Linked DNA regions of Homo sapiens: region 1 is linked to region 2. Evidence: chromatin loops called from intact Hi-C (ENCODE). Cell type or tissue: endothelial cell of umbilical vein. All regions are shown on one strand. Links, peaks and the distances in the headings refer to the core of each region. The heading gives the core; the rest is flanking DNA.

The links. Hi-C counts contacts between places; a loop is a spot of excess contacts. Peaks named below come from ENCODE experiments on the same cell type or tissue, not always from the same donor. Only the 100,000 strongest peaks of a DNase experiment are listed, where the experiment ranks them.
Region 1: it touches region 2 in a loop (4-fold over the local background); 45 of 110 quality-filtered maps call a loop at or near these places.

What each region holds. Positions count from the first base shown.
Region 1 is chr14:69,714,822-69,723,127 of GRCh38, forward strand. It overlaps SUSD6 (sushi domain containing 6), which reads left to right. Exons shown (of 6, transcript NM_014734.4): 6 at 1-323. Among named protein-coding and RNA genes, the nearest start is that of SRSF5, 48 kb to the right of the region's middle. In endothelial cell of umbilical vein, for the core only: a CTCF peak has its summit at 2,300; DNase peaks (open chromatin) are centred at 1,450, 2,030 and 4,820; H3K27ac peaks cover 3,292 bases.
Region 2 is chr14:69,621,124-69,629,456 of GRCh38, forward strand. The region is part of intron 1 of SUSD6 (sushi domain containing 6); the gene reads left to right. Among named protein-coding and RNA genes, the nearest start is that of SUSD6, 14 kb to the left of the region's middle. RefSeq lists enhancers at 816-1,316, 4,375-4,474, 4,815-4,914. In endothelial cell of umbilical vein, for the core only: no CTCF peak of the experiment used is centred there; DNase peaks (open chromatin) are centred at 4,448 and 5,218; H3K27ac peaks cover 1,101 bases.

The DNA.
Region 1 (8,306 bases), core at 1-8,000, 93 kb after region 2:
AGAGATGTACGTGGGCTGTGTGGCAGTCCCCACACCCTGCCCTGGCTTCTTCAGGTTATCGCACCACTATGGAATCCTTTGCAGAATGGTACTCATATAATGGTTTAAAACAACACATTCATAATTGACTCTGTGCAGGATGTCACTCAATCAGTTTGGGTTTGCTTTATTTTATTTTATATATATATTTTTTGGTATCCTGTACATTGCAGTGGGTGTGAAGATAGTATTTTAATATTTGTACAAAGTTTAATTTAATTTTAATTGTTCTATGTATATAACTGCATTTCTAAATAATTAAAAAAAAGTTCTTATGAAGGCAATTCTGGGAGATGTGATCCTTCCTGAAAGTTTTTGCAGAAACCTTAGATTGAAAGAGCATATGTGGGCAGGAGGTCATGGAAGGATGAGGCACTAGCTCTGTAGGGAGGGTGCCTGGCAAGAGGTGGAGGAGCCAGGATGGAGAGCACTTTGGGAGGCCAAGGCAGTTGGATCACTTGAGACTAGGAGTTTGAGATCAGCCTGGCCAACATAGCAAAAGTCCATCTCTACTAAAAATACAAAAATTAGCTGGGCGCGGTGGTGCATGCTTGTAATCCCATCTACTTGGGAGGCTGAGGCCGGAGAATCGCTTGAACCCAGAAGACGGAGGTTGCAGCCAGCTGAGATTGCACCATTGTACTCCAGCCTGGGCGACAGAGCGAGACTGTCTCAAAAAATAAATAAATAAAGAAGTCTTGGCCAGGCGCGGTGGCTCACGCCTGTAATCCCAACACTTTGGGAGGCCGAGACAGGCGGACCACGAGGTCAGGAGATGGAGACCATCCTGGCTAACACGGTGAAACCCTGTCTCTACTAAAAATACAGAAAAAAAAAAAAAAAAACCCCGGCATGGTGGCAGGTGCCTGTAGTCCCAGCTACTCAGGAGGCTGAGGCGGGAGAATGGCGTGAACCCAGGATGCGGAGCTTGCAGTGAGTCGAGATCGCACCACTGCACTCCAGCCTGGGCAACAGAGCAAGACTCTTGTCTCAAAAAAAAAAAAACAAAACACAGGAGTCTTGACCACCAAATCTTCAGTATGGTGGGGTGCGGGTGCTTGGGCAAGGGAGGGACAACAGCAAAGGGAGGTTCAAACCGGGCAGAAAGCCACCACAGCTTCAGTGTGGCAAGGAGCACATTTGAAATGAGCTCACAAAAGGAAGGCTTTGGATTATATTCCTGGAAAGGGCAGATGTCTTGGAGCAGACGGGAAGAGAGAAGGAACTGTGGTGATGGCTCCCAAAACACCAAGGGTTTCAGGAAGAAGGCAGTGAGGTCCAAGTTAAAATAAGGGAAGCATTCTATTTATCTGGGGAAACTATGGCAACAGTAGGCATTGCCGGCAGTTCAGTGGGCAGGAGCAGTGAGGAGGGCAGGAACACAGGGAGAAATGGTGGGAATGCATTCAGGGAAGCCAAAAGCAAAAGATAGCTGGCAGCATGCCAGGATTCATGTTGATGCAAGCCAGCGTCTACTGAGTGCTTCCGTATGTACCAGGCGCCCTTCTAGGCTCTTGGCCTGCAGTAACTCCAGATCTGGCAGCTGCACCAGGGGGTGGGCATTCTGATTAACCCTGACTTTGCAGGTGAAGAAACAGGCTCAAAATAGTGTAGCGAAGCTTTATTATAAAGTCACACAGCTCTGAAATGATGGAAATTGGGACTCAAACATGATTGTCTCACAGCCCAGTGTCTTAATATCTGCCTCAAAGAACACTGCCCACAGCATGCAGGCTTCTTTATGTTGCAAGAACAGAAAACCCCACTGGCTTAAGCCACAATGCGCAGCTGATTCAACACCCAGCACCCCACTTCCAGGCTAATTCTACCAAGACCTGGCTTGAATGACATCATTTTCTTTCTCAGAAACTCTTCATGAGTCTTGCTTTATTGTTTAGAGCAGGAAAGAAAATAAACCACAAACCCTCAGTAGTCATTTGTTTCAAATGCCCAGTTTTACAGACGAGGGCACTGATGTGCATGGCTGTACTCTGATTTGATCAAGACCACATGGCTAGTTGGTGGCAGAGCTGGGCTGAAATTCTAAGCCCCTAGTCCAGGTCCAGTGTGTGTCCCTGTCCCACCATCTTCAGCAAGTCCACTCTCTTCTGCTTGGCTTTGGAGCCCAGCCCCATCCTGTTCTCCAACACAACTTCCCTCTGCATCCTGAACACCTATGACTCACTGCGCTAGAGTCACCGTGGCTCCCTTGGCCCTGAATGCTGCTCCTGGAGAGGTTGGAAGGAAGAGCGACACCTGAGGACAAACTCCTGTATTAGTCCATTCTCATGCTGCTATGAAGAAATAACATGAGACTGGGTAATTTATGAAGAAAAGAAGTTTAATTAACTCATGGTTCTGCGTGGTTGGGGAAGCCTCAGGAAACTCACAATCATGAGGGAAGGCTCCTCTTCACAGGGTAGCAGGAGAGAGAATGAGTGCCAAGCGAAGGGGGAAGACCCTTATAAAACCATCACATCGGCCAGGCACAGTGGCTCATGTCTGTAATCCCAGCACTTTGGGAGGCCGAGGGGGATGGATTACCTGAGGTCAGGAGTTCGAGACAAGCCTGGCCAACATGGTGAAACCCCATCTCTACTAAAAATACAAAAATTAGCCAGGCCTGGTGGCTTATGCCTGTAATCCCAGCTACTTGGGAGGCTGAGGCATAAGGATCGCTTGAACCCGGGAGGCAGAGGTTGCAGTGAGCTGAGATTGCGCTACTGCACTCCAGCCTGGGCAATAGAGCGAGATTCAGTCTCAAACAAACAAAAAACAAAAACAAACCATCACATCTTGTGAGAATTCACGATCATGAGAACAGCATGGGGGAAACTGTCCCCATGATTCAATTACCTCCACCTGGTCCCGCCCTTGATATGTGGGGATTATTACAATTCAAGGTGAGATTTGGATGGGGACACAGAGTCAAACCATATCACCTCCTGAGGCAGCCTAGGTGTCTGGGGGAAGTTCTGAGAAGCTCTTCACTCCTTTCCTAGTTCCTTCAGATCAGGGCTGGGCAGGAGGCAAGGAAAAGAGCCCCAGTATGAATAGGGAATACTTCCCAGAGTTCAAGACCTGGGGCAGCACTTTATTTTCCTTCCTGTCTTGATCTCAACCTGAGGCTGTGGCCCATCTGCAGCCTAGACTATGGAGAGGAGACTAGGGAAGGAAGAGAGCTGCCTTGTTTATCACCTGCTTCCACCTCACTGGGTGACAGGCGGCCTCTTTCCCCTGCATTGGAAGTGGCAGGAGAGGAGGGAGCTCAGAGGCAAGGGTAGTGAGACTCTGGCTGGCCAGAGGCACTGCTGCTGAATCCCCCACTCTGGTAGTGGGAAGGCCCGGCTGAAAGGAGACTCCTTCTTTTCTCCACAGGCCTTGGAATGAGAAGAAGGGATCACAGGGAGATTCTGAGTGGCCCAGTCCATGGTAGAAGCTGGCTGGTCTGCCTTCCCAGCAGCGGCCCAGGGTGGGGGAAATGGCACTGTCCCAACCTTGCCCACTCAAGTGATCCCAGAAGCCAAGCTGCATACAGAGTGGGTCTCACGGTCTGTCTTCAAGATGAGAGGCGACAGCAGCAAATGCAGTTGTGCCCCAATAGGGACTTTGGTCTGGTGGGGAGCACGTGGGGGAGTGTTGGCTCCACAGGACATTTACCACACAGCTTCCCTTTCCCCAACCTTCCGTGATGTTTGCTGAGCACCTAATAGGTTCCCGGGACTGGGTAAGGTGCTTTAAAGATACTATTTTAGGCCAGGAGAAATGGCTCATGGCTGCAATCCCAGCACTTTGGGAGGTCGAGGTGGGAGGGATCACTTGAGGCCAAGAGTTTGAGACCAGCCTGGGCAACAGAGCAAGATCCTATCTCTTCAAAAAATTTTAAAAATTAGCCGGGTGAGGTGGTTTGCACCTGTAGTCCCAGGTACTCAGGAGGCTGAGGTGGGAGGACTGCTTGAGCCCAGGAGGTTGAGGCTGCAGTGAGCTATGATTGCTTCACTGCACTCCAGCCTGGGCAACAGAGTGAGACCCTGTCTCCAAAACAAAGAAACAAAAAAGAGACAGAGAGAGAGAGGTGTTATTTTAATCAATCAACTCAGCCAGTCTTGCAAGGCAGATGTCATTACCCTTTTTACAGGTGAGGACAGTAAGGCTCAGAGAGATTCAAGTACAGTCCAAGACCACATAGGTCATGCATCCTCAGCTGAGTTGCGGTTTGAATTCAGGTGTGCCACTCCTGGCCTCTTCACCTCACGCTGCTCACTTGCTCACCTCTTCTACTCCCCAGCTTTTCTCCCTGGGTTCTTGATCACCTGACCCCTTCACACCTACTATCCTGCCCAAGAATCCCTCTCAGCAATGTCCAAAACCAGGACACCAAGCCATTTAGCAAAATGCAGTCCCAGATGCTCAGCAGTCTCAGCAGTCAGGATGGGTTCTGGGTCCCTGGAAAGATCAGGCAAGGCCAGGAGACCCAGGCAGCCCCTGTCTCCTCCCTGGGCCTTGCTTCTGAAAGGTGAGGAGAATGCTCTGTATTCTCAGGTCTTCCCACTTCTCCTTGGGACTAGAGCTGGGGGCACTTGCCAGGCTTTTCTCTTTCTGTTACTGAAAAGGGAATTTCATCAGCTGTGAACCTGGGGTGAGACATGACACATTCCCAAGTTGAGCCTAGGTTCATCCTCCAAGCTGCCTGGTGATGAAGGAGCATTACCGGGCTTGGGGACCATCCAATCCCACACCCAAGAGGCAAACAGCTGCTCGGCATTTCCTGTGACGCTCCAGTGCCCCTAGAAAAGGAAATTTCACAAGCTAGGAATGTCCTGAGCAGGCTGTCTGGGACAGTATACACTGTTCTGAACCTGGGGGAGTAGATGATTCTATGGTTCTTCCTGCAGAGGTTTTGGCAAGCATGGACTTCCCCATAGCAGAGTTTTCTGTGGGAGTAAGTAGCCCTGCCTGCAGCAAAGGCAGCCTATTGCAGATGAAGCGTGTCAGCAGGGCTCAGCGTCTGAAGGGACTGGGGTATGCGACAAGACTATGGCTCAACACAAATGCACCCAGCGTGGGGGCTGCCCTGGCTTCTGGGGTTGGCCTCTTGAGGGCCTTGAGCAGCTGGGGTCCAGAGACTTTTAGGGACTTTTGGTGCTGTAGCCTCTCTCTGGGACGGCCATTCCCCATTCCTGCTGCAATCCTCATTCACTGACTTGTTTGCTAATTCATTCAACAAACTTTTATTTATTTATTCATTCATTTTGAGGACTTTACACAAAGCCTAGTGTTAGGTTCTAGGAACATAGTGATGAACAAGAGCCAGTCTTTGCCCTTAAAGAGTTTGTAGACCAATAGGGGAGAAAGAGATTAAACAGCTATCTAAAACTTAAGGCACAACTTAAAATTGAAAGAAACAAAGAAGCAAAAAACAAACCTATAATGATACACCCTGAAAAGTGCTTGGTAGTGATGAGAAAGGAGCTAATTTCTTTAGGGTATGAACAAAGATTCCCCGGAAAGGTGCCACTCGCATTGGGTCTAAATTGTTGTGTTTCGATATTATTCGTAGAGAAGTAAGTAAATGAGGGGCTGTGGGATGGGAAGAAGAGGACTTTTCAGGCTGTAGAGACCCATAGAAGCAAATGTACAAGCATCTTTTTTTTTTTTTTAAGACAGAGTCTTGCTGTGTTGCCAGGCTGGAGTGCAGTGGTGTGATCTCGGCTCACTGCAACCTCTGCCTCCCAGGATCAAGGAATTCTCGTGCTTTGGCCTCTCGAGTAGCTGGGACCACAGGCACCCACCACCACACCCAGCTAATTTTCTGTGTTTTTTTTGGTAGAGATGGGACTTCACCATGTTGCCCAGGCTGGTCTTGAACTCCTGAGCCTAAGCGATCTGCCCACCTCGGCCTCCCAAAGTGCTGGGATTACAGGTATGAGCCACTGCGCCCGGCCAAGTGTACCAACATCTAAAACATGAACCACATGAAACTGTCATTTTTGCAGGTTGAAAAAAAGTTCAGATATGGGCAATTTTAACCTAACATATAATTGTCTTAAGATCTGCTCAAATTAGGGATGCCTTTCTTCTCTGAGTTAGACTGCTACATTTTAATTATTTTAATCACAAGAAGGAAATTCCAGGACACCCAAAGTGTCCAAAGTCTTCTTGTCCTGGAGCCTATGCCCCACAATAACAGAGCACTGAGCATAGCTGACTCTTTGGTTACCATGAGCCAGCTCCTGCCGGCTGACTGCAGGAGGCGTTTTGAGAAATCACATGAGCCGTTCAAGTCTCCAGGACAGCACCAATGCACTTGTTCTTCCAGGTGGACAACAGAAGGACACCCACAACTCATAACTAAGTTCCTGCCAGCAACAGCCAGGCAGCTATTCCAATGCAGACGTGTTTTGACCCTTTTTATTGTTTTCCATAGGGCAGAAAATGAGAGACAGAAGTTACACCCATTTACAACATTCTCTCCTTGTTAACTTTTTCTATTTTTTATTAGAAACATTCAAAAAACGTGCTATTTTATGATAAGAGTAATACATATTAAAACATCAGAAATAATATTTTTTCACCTCAGGTTGGGAAAAGAAAAGGCTTAAAGGTATCTAGTAGGAGTGTAAATTGGTACATTGTCTATGGAGGGCAATTCGGCCCACAACCATCAAAATTACAACATAGGGCTAGGCGCAGTAGCTCATGCCTGTAATCCCAGCACTTTGGGAGGCCAAGAAGGGCAGATCACCGGAGGTCAGGAGTTTGAGACCAGCCTGGCCAATATGGTGAAACCCCATCTTCACTAAAAATAAAAAAAATTAGCCAGGTGTAGTGGCGCATGCCTGTAATCCCAGCTACTTGGGAGGCTGAGGCAGGAGAATCACTTGAACTTGGGAGGCGGAGGTTGTAGTGAGTTGAGATTGCGCTACTGCACTCCAGCCTGGGCGACAGAGAGAGACTCAGTCTCGAAAAAAAAATTACAATGTAGTTCCTTATCTTCCTCCCTTACTGAACTCATTCAGTCCTAAAGACAGTAAGTGAGGGCACACAAGAGAGTTACACATTCAGAAAGAGGGAACGACCCCAACCAAAACAAACAGAATGAACCCTACAATGCCAGATTGGAATTGGAGATATTGATGTGAACTTGTGGTTTTCTATATACATAATTGATATATAAATAAATATAGAAGTATTGTGGGTTTGCTGTTATACACACAGTCACACTCATGCACACACACAGAGAAATTCCCCAGCTCTTCCCAGAGGACTTGTTAGCAGTGATACCCCAACAGCAGTGAGTATACCTGTCATTCAGATCTTTGCTTTAAAATAGTATTTTCAGCCAGGTGCGGTGGCTCACGCCTATAATCCCAACACTTTGGGAGGCCAAGGCGGGTGGATCACTTGAGGTCAGGAGTTTGAGACCAGCCTGGCCAACATGGGGAAACCTCATCTCTACTAAAAATACAAAAAAAAAAAAAAAAAAAAATTACTTGAGAGTGGTGGCACTTGCCTATAATCCCAGCTACCTGGGAGGCTGAGGCAAGACAGTCACTTGAACCTGGGAGGTGGAGGTTGCAGTGAGCCGAGATGGTGCCACTGCACTCCAACCTGGGCGACAGAAGCTCCGTCTCAAAAAATAAATAAGTAAATTAATTAATTAATTAATATTGTCTGTGAAAAGGACCCAGGCTCCTTGGAGAAATGGCTGATTCCAGAGCTGAGGCAGGAAGACTGCGAGATGAGCCTGGAACATATTGTATCAGGAAGCAAGAAAGTGCTCAAAGAATGATAGGGACATGCCCGAAAGACTCCCACTGAAGGGGCTTCTACTGGCCACATCAGGGACATTTTGAGCATCAGAATAAATAATGATTATAATGGATTATAATCCATAGAATAAAACAAAACCATGAATCTATAGAGATAAATTTTACAGTGGAGACGCCCAGCAGACATTGCTTTCATCAGTGGGACAAATCAAAATCGTGTACCACCTGACAGGAGGCACCAAGTGAACACAGCATCACTTCCATGATATTCCTACAGAATGCAACCTACGCTAATAATGGAAAAGAAAATGAGACAGACCCAAAGTGAGTGATAATTCACAAAATAACTGGCCTGTAATCTTGAAAATGTCAAGGTCATGAAAATCAAGGGAAAATCTGAGGAACTGTTGCAGACTGAAGGAGACTAAAAGACATGAATAAAAAGAAATTAACATATGATTCTGAACTGTGTCCTTTTGCCATGAAAGATGTTAG
Region 2 (8,333 bases), core at 220-8,219:
CCCTGAGGTTGGTGACTGTCTGATCCACTTCCTTGTACCCCCTCCTGGATTAATTGGATGATTAATAAATGATTGACCAGGTGTAGGGGATTAAAATAACAAGTATAGGAGGGCAGGGTGACTTTGAGGTTATGAGCCTTGATGACAAGGAATGAAAGAGTGGTATTATTGATGAAATTCTAAAAATGGAGTCATTTGTAGGGAGGCCTGGTTTGAGTGAAAAACAAATATAAACAGGGTGTTAAAAAGCTGTTAACATTCACCAAGTTCACCCTGTCTGGTGGCAGGAAAAGAAGTCAGCTCAGGAACCATGGCAGTGGGAGGTGAAGGAGAGAGAGGGTATTAGAGGTTGTCCAGAATGTTTTAGCAAGGCCAATCAGAAACAAACTATAGGGTCCCCTTATTATGGGGCTGAAGACCAGAAAGTCATCCCTGCTAATTTTTAGGTAGCAGATCTTTGTTTCTAGAATTCTGTTCTTTTAAAAGCCTTGGGAGGCATCATTCATTCCTGAAAGTCAACTTACACATTTGCCTCTGTAGTTTGGAGAGAAATATATTTAGTATCCAGTGTGTCAGGTTGCAGGCAAGGAAGTAGTTAACACTTTTCTCTTTGTTCTCCACAATTGAACTGTTTTTGGGGGGGCAGTTCTACTGCTTCTGGAATTACATAATTGTGTGGGTCATCTCCTTTGAAGGTCTGTCCATGCTTTTTTTAAAGCACATCGTTGAAAGAAGGGTGCTCTGTACAAATGCTGACATGCTTTTCTCTTGGGTTATACGTGAGCAATTGTAGAATGAACAGACTTCAGGGTTTTGGTGTTGGTATAGCTTTCTGTGAATAGTGAAGGTATTAGGAGGCTAATGTTAAGGCAGCAGGTGAGGTGGTTTTCAGGCAACACATCTGAACTCATTAATTGATCAAGTATTTATCAGATGCTCTTTCCTATATACTAATTATCTCCCCAAAGGAATTCTTTGCAGCACAAAAGTTTAACACTTAATTATACATTTTGAGTTGTTCTCCAGTGTTTTTTTGGCTTTTTTGTTTGTTTGTTTTTTGAAACAGGGTCTTGTTCTGTCGCCCAGGCTAGAGTGTAGTGGTACCATCGCGGCTCGCTGCAGCCTTGACCTTACGGGCTTATGCGATCCTCCCACCTCAGCCTCCTGAATAGCTGGGACTACAGGCATGTGTCACCATGCCCGGCCAATTTTTTTGGATTTTTTTGCAGAGACGGGGTTTTGCCATGTTGCCCAGGCCGGTCTTGAGCTCCTGGACTCAAGTGATCCGCCTGCCTCAGCCTCCCAAAGTGCCGGGATTACAGGCATGAGCTACCACCCCGGCCCAGTGTTTTGGTTAGTCTCTTCTCCTCATAGATTTCAACCGCCTTGAGGATGGTTTACGTTTCTCTGTGTTTACTGTGCAGACTGGACATCCATATTCATAGCAGTAAAGATTTCTTCATTTTACAAACTGCTTTTTGTTTTTTTGAGATGGAGTCTCACTCTGTTGCGCAGGCTGGAGTGCAGTGGTGCGATCTCGGCTCACTGCAACCTCTGTCTCCCAGGTTCGAGCGATTCTCCTGCCTCAGCCTCCCGAGTAGCTGGGATTACAGGCGCCCACCACCACGCCTGGCTAATTTTTGTATTTTTAGTAGAGATGAAGTTTCACTATGTTGGTCAGGCTGGTCTCGAACTCCTGACCACAAGTGATCTGCCCACTTTGGCCTCACAAAGTGTTGGGATTGCAGGCGTGAGCCACAGCGTCCGGCCAAACTGCTTTCATGTAAGATATCGCATACTGTCAGGAAGATTGTACTCCCATTTTACAAATGGGAAAGATAAGACCTTTGGCAACCAGTATGCATATGGCAGCAACTGTACTTGTATGTAGTAGTGATGTTCAGTCAGCTGGGGTTCAAATGCTAAATCAGACACCGGTATGATAGCACATGTTGAGAGGTGGGAAACCTCCTAGGATTGCAGACTTGATTAACTTGCCAAGGAACAGCAAACAGCAACATGATAGCAACAGCCCCTTTTTGGTTCCTCCATCCCCATCTCGTTACAGGTACCCTAAAGTCAGCATGTATTTGTGTACTAATGGAACAAAAATACGAACATGTGCATACAGTCATGTGCAGTGTAATAACATTTTGCTGCATATATGATGGTGGTTCCATAAGATTATAATGGAACTGAAAAATTTCTATCATCTAGTGACATTGTAGCCATGGTAAGGTCATAGCACAATGCATTACTCACCTGTTTGTGGTGATGCTGTTACAAATAAAGCTACAGCATGGCCAGTTGTATTAGAGTCTAGCACATACAATTATGTATAGTACATAATACTTGATGATAATAACAGTGTTTCTGGTTTATATATTTACTATACCATGTTTTTTGTCATCAATATAGACTGTACTCCTTCTACTTAGGAAAAAACTCCCCAAAAAAACAGTTAACTGTAAAACAGCCTCAGGCAGATCCTTCAGCAGGTTTTCCAGGAGGCATTGTTACAGGAAATAACAGTTCTGTTCCTGCCTTTGAAGACTACTAGTGAAATAAGATGCTGAGATGGAAGATAGTGATATAGATGATCCTTACCCTGTGTAGGCCTAGGCTAATGTGTGTGTTTGTGTCTTAGTTTTTTAACAAAAAAAGATTTTTTAAAATAGAAAATAGCTTATAGATAAGGATATAAAGAAAGAAAATATTTTGTCACAGCTGTATGTCTTAACCTAGGTGTTATTACAAATGAGTCAAAAAGTTTAAAATAATTAAAAAGTTTATAAAGTAAAAAAGTCACAGTAAGCTAAGGTTAATTTATAGAAGAAAAAATTTTAAAAAATATGTAGCCTAAGTGTACAGTGTTTATAAAGTCTACAGTAATGTACAGTAATGTCCTAGGCCTTCACACTCCATTCACTCACTTACCCAGGGCAATTTGCAGTCCTGCAAGCCCCATTCGTGGTAAGTGCCCTATACAGATGTACCATTTTTTATCTTTTATACCATATTGTATTTTTTCTATGTTTAAGTATGTTTAGATACACAATTACCATCATGTTAGAGTTGCCTACAGTATTCAGTAACATATCTGCTGTACAGGTTTGTAGCCTAGGCTATGCCATGTAGCTGAGGTGTATAGTAGGCTATGCCATTTAGGTTTATGTAAGTACACTCTGTGATGTCCACACAACAACATTGCCTAATGACACATTTCTCAGAAAGTATCCACGGAATCAGAGTGACCCTGCTTCAGTCTCAGTTCTGCCATGTATCAGCCATATGACCTTGAGCAAATTTAACCTCTTTGATACTTAGTTGTTTTTTTTTTTTTTTTGAGAGGGAGTTTCGGTCTTGTTGCCCAGGCTGGAGTGCCATGGCCTGATCTCGGCTCACCGCAACCTCTGCCTCCCAGGTTCAAGCGATTCTCCTACCTCAGCCTCCCAAGTAGCTGGGCTTACAGGCATGTGGCACCATATCCGGCTAATTTTTTTGTATTTTTAGTAGAGACGGAGTTTCTCCATGTTGGTCAGGCTGGTCTCGAACTCCCGACCTCAGGTGATCCACCTGCCTTGGCCTCCCAAAGTGCTGGAATTACAGGCGTGAGCCACCGTGCCTGGCCGATACTTAGTTTTATCATTTGTAGGATAGAAATGATGTTAACACTACCCATCTATAGAAGGGTGGCTACCAAAATTTTGATTATTGCCTGGTGTGGGGAATTCTGGATGTGAATGGTAAAGGATAAAGGGAACTTTAACTTCTTAAACTTGCTTTTTGTTTCATTTGAATTTTTTGCTATTGGCATGTATAACTTGAATAATTTATTAAAATTACATTTAAAAGTACTCCCTTGTAGAATTTTATGAAAATCAAATGAAATGGGATATTTAAAAAGATAGGTATGTGTCTGACAACTAAAAGATACTTAAATGGCAGTTTGGGGAAGTATTAATTAGTGGCTGACCCTTTTGTAGTGTTAAATGTTCTGTCTGACTGTGTGGCTTCAGGTAGGTCTCTTAACTTTGTTAAGCTCCAGCTTCTTTAACTGAAATTGGGAGTTAAGAGTAGTGTGTATTCCACGGGGGGTTTTGAGGATTAAATGATTCTAGATGGTTAAGCAGTTAACTCAGTATCTGGCACATAGTTAAGTACCCAGTAAATATTAACTGTTATCAGCTTTTATCCTCACTATGCTTGAAGAGAGGAGGCAGTGAGTGTAACTTTACCTACTTTAAAGTTACAGAAAATGAGGCACAGGGTAGTGGGTGACTTGTCCTAAGGCTAGATGTTGGGTTAGCAGCAGAAACGGGGCTGACGCCTACATGGTCTCCTTCATGTTTCAGTGCAGCCCTGTCAGAGTGGGTGGCAGCAAACCACGGAGGCTTCTCGGATGTGCAGACAGGAAGCACTGGCCAGGACTGCGGATGTGAAGCTCAGCAGAACATGGCCGGTCTGGACAGAGGGGGTTAGCAAGGGTCAATGTGGGGCTGAGTGAGTGAGAGAAGCCAGCTTAGAACCACATCCTTTTTCCACCTTCCAGGGCAGATGGACCACATCCAGAGTGATCAAAAGGAGAGGCTTGTTTCCTCTCTCCGCCTCCTGGTCTTGTATGTGGCACACTCTTTACCACTCCCCTCGTGGGCTCAGTTCTCTGAACTCTGTCACATCCAGAAAATTCAGGTCTGGCCTTCTCTGTGAAACCATCTCTGCTGCTGGAGTCCTCACTGACAGCCACACCACCCGCGTCTGCTCATCCTCTCCCGCTTTCAACCTGGATGGCCTGTGTGAGGATGGCTTTGCTTCTCTAAGGAAGGCCTCTCTCCCTATACCACTTTAGTGCTCCCCATGGTGTTCCACCTGCTCCCAGAACAATCTGCCTGTTTGTGGGACTGAATGGTTGAGTTGAAGCCAGTCTTGGTGGGAAATAGGTTTGGAGCTTCTCTGTGGGCTCCTCTTCTGTGTATTTGCATTTTGAGAGGGGGGAAAAAAAGCCCTGAGTGATTTCTGCCTAGTACGGTTTCCAGAGAATGCGAGATTCTCCTCCTCAAACTCAGTCCTGGGGCCAGAGCTGATTAAGCCCCCGGCTTCCCACCTTCCCACCTTGGGTTTTTACAGTATACTTCTTATCCTTGCCCTTTCTGTTCTCTGCTTATCAGACCTTCCCACATGTGCCCTGCTCTCTTCCTGCTGCACAGGGGTCATGAAATACTTACCAATTAGTGAAAAATACAGACAATGCAGTGTCAAATTTTACCAATCTCAGTTTGCACAGTGGACTGGAAGATGGCATGTGCCATCTTCTTGCAGGACTTGATTGTTTTTGTGTTTGCGTGTGTTTCAAATATTTCCTTTTCCAAATTTGCGTTTAATGGTGGCTGGCAAACCCCCATAGTTCACTTTTCATTTTTCGTTGTAGATATTCTTTGAATATCTCCTTGCTATGGGTATTGGGCTTACATTTAATAATTCCCCATCAGGATCTGAAAAGTATGAGGGTGCCTACCTATGAAGCACCCATTTTTTTCATGCTTAATACCAACTAAGTCACCAGACTTTTTTTTCGAGATAGGGTCTTGTTCTGTTGCCCAAATTGGAGTGCAGTGGCTTGATCATAGCTCACTATAGCTTCGAACTCCTGGACTTAAGTGCTTATCTTCCCAGCTCAGCCTCCTAAGCAGCTCGGATTACAGGCACGCATCACTATACCTGGCTAATTAAAAAAAAAAACGTGTTTTTTTTTTGTCTTGCTGTGTTCCCCAGGTTGGTCTTGAAGCCCTGGCCTCAAGTGATCCTCCTGCTTTGGCCTCCCAAAGTGCTGGGATTACAGGCATGAGCCACTGCAACTGGCCTGTCCCACTTCTTTAGAGGACTCTGCTCTGACTCCCACTAGCTTGGCAACAGGTGGATCCTAGAGGATGTTAAAGACCTCATGGAAGGGACCCTCTTAACTAATTGCAAAATAAGAATGTTCATTGGAAAAGAAACCCTCCCACCACCATGGTGGAAGTCCCTCTAAAACACAAGTTGTTCAGGACTTTTATTATGTTGCTCTAGTATTTATCTGGTTTTTGAAGATAGTCTTGCTTAAATTAATTCTGATTTCAAGAGTGATGACTAAAAGTTTTGGAGGAGGTGTTTAGAAAAGGATGAAGCTCTGGGTTTATTTCAGGGCTAATCATGAATTTGCAGGAGCAGCTTCAGGACACCAGGGAGAGGCATGGCACACTGCCTTGGAGCTGTCCTTAGGATGCTGCTACCTTTTAGGGACATACTGTAGGCAGTCCTTGGTCTATGTAAAGTTGTGCCTGGGCCTTATCAGAAATTAAACAGATGTTATTTATTTATTTATTTTTTCTTTTTGAGACAGAGTCTCACTCTGTTCCCCAGGCTGGAGTGCAGTGGCAGGATCTTGGCTCACCACAAGCTCCATGCCATTCTCCTGCCACAGCCTCCTGAGTAGCTGAGATTACAGGCGCCCACCACCACGCCTGGCTAATTTTTTGTATTTTTAGTAGAGATGGGGTTTCACCGTGTTAGCCAGGATGGTCTCGATCTCCTGACCTCATGATCCGCCTGCCTCGGCCTCCCAAAGTGCTGGGATTACAGGCGTGAGCCACCGTGCCCGGCCCAGATGGTATTTCTAGTAAAAGTGGCAGATGTTCTTGCTGTCAGAATTAATTTTAATCTTTTTACATGTAAATGTGGGATTATGGGACTCTTTTTGGGGGGTCTTAGTCTCATATGGAAGTGCTGCTCTTACTTTACAGAGATTTTATCTATCCCTTGCTCTTACCCAAAGTGACTTTTTTTTTTTTTGAGATGGAGTCTCGCTCTGTCACCCAGTCTGGAGGGCAGTGGCGCGATCTTGACTCACTGCAGTCTTTGTCTCCTGGGTTCAAGCGATTCTTCTGCCTCAGCTCCTACGTAGCTGGGATTACAGGCACCTGCCACCACGCCCAGGTAATTTTTGGATTTTTAGTAGAGACGGGGTTTCACCATGTTGGCCAGGCTGGTCTGGAACTCCTGACCTCAGGTGATCCACCCACCTCTGCCTCCCAAAGTGCTGGGATTACAGACATGAGCCACTGCTCTCGGCCCCAAAGTGACTCTGAACTCTGTTTTCCCATCCCCTCTGATCACTTTCTCTCACCACGTGGGTCATTTGTGGTGGCAAAGTACAAAGTGACCAGCCTTCTCTCTCATAGAATTTGAAGGTTGCTGATGGGGCTATGTTACTAATGGGGCTGTGTGCTTGCTACAGAGATACTGCTGGTGATGAAAGTGTATGACATTTCTGTTATTCCTTTGGGTTAAGACATCTGTATTTAGCAGGTATTATACCTAGAAGGAGTGTCTATATCAGAGTATCCCAGAAAAGAAAGAAGAAAAATCCCCTGGGGAGTGGGAAAAGGCAGAAAGTATTGAATGTGTGCCCTGTGCCAGGCAGTGTGCTCAGTGCTTTAACTCGGTAGGCTAATCTTCACTGGATAAATCAGGAAACCAAGCTCTGAAACATTTCAGTACTGTTAATTACTGTATTGGAACTAGAACCAAGGTTGGAGTGATTCTAAAGCCTGTGGTGGGTTTTTTTTTTTTTTTTTTTGAGACAGGGTATCACTCTGTTGTCCAGGCTGGAGTGCAGTGGGGCTATGTAGGCTCACTGCAGCCTCCGCCTCCCCACCTCAGCCCCCAACCCCAGTAGCTGGGACTACAGGCACATACCACTACACCCAGCTAATTTTTGTATTTTTTGAAGAGATGGGGTTTTGCCATGTTACCCAGGCTGGTCTTGAACTCCTGGGCTCAAGTGATCTGCCAGCCTTGGCCTCCCAAAGTGCTGGGATTACAAGCATGAGCCACTGAGCTCGGTTCTGCCTATGGTTATTTTATGGCAGGTAAAGAATATGTGGATTCGAAAGTTGGGTGGGGGATGAGGTGGTGAGGGAGGCAGAGAACAAATGCCTGGAGAGAGGAGGGTAGGGCCAGGTGGGAGTTGCAGTGGAGGGGCACTTGGGAGTGAATGGTCCTGGTGAGGGTGTGGAAAGGAGGGGTTGGTTAGCAAAAACAAGCTGAAGTGGAAGAGAGGTTGGGGGTCCCTTGGAGGGGGTGTAATGTTGGATGATGGCATTTCTTCCCTGAGGGACGAGGGATGGACCAGAGGAGCCTGGAGGACCAGATAACCTCTGTATTTAGGTAGATGGCCGTTGGGCCCCCACAGGAAGCCTTTTAATCCCTGGTATTTATAGACTGGCCTGTACTCTACTGAAAGGCAGCTCCCATATCAGTCAGCAAAGGCAACATTATCTGCCTTTGAAACACCA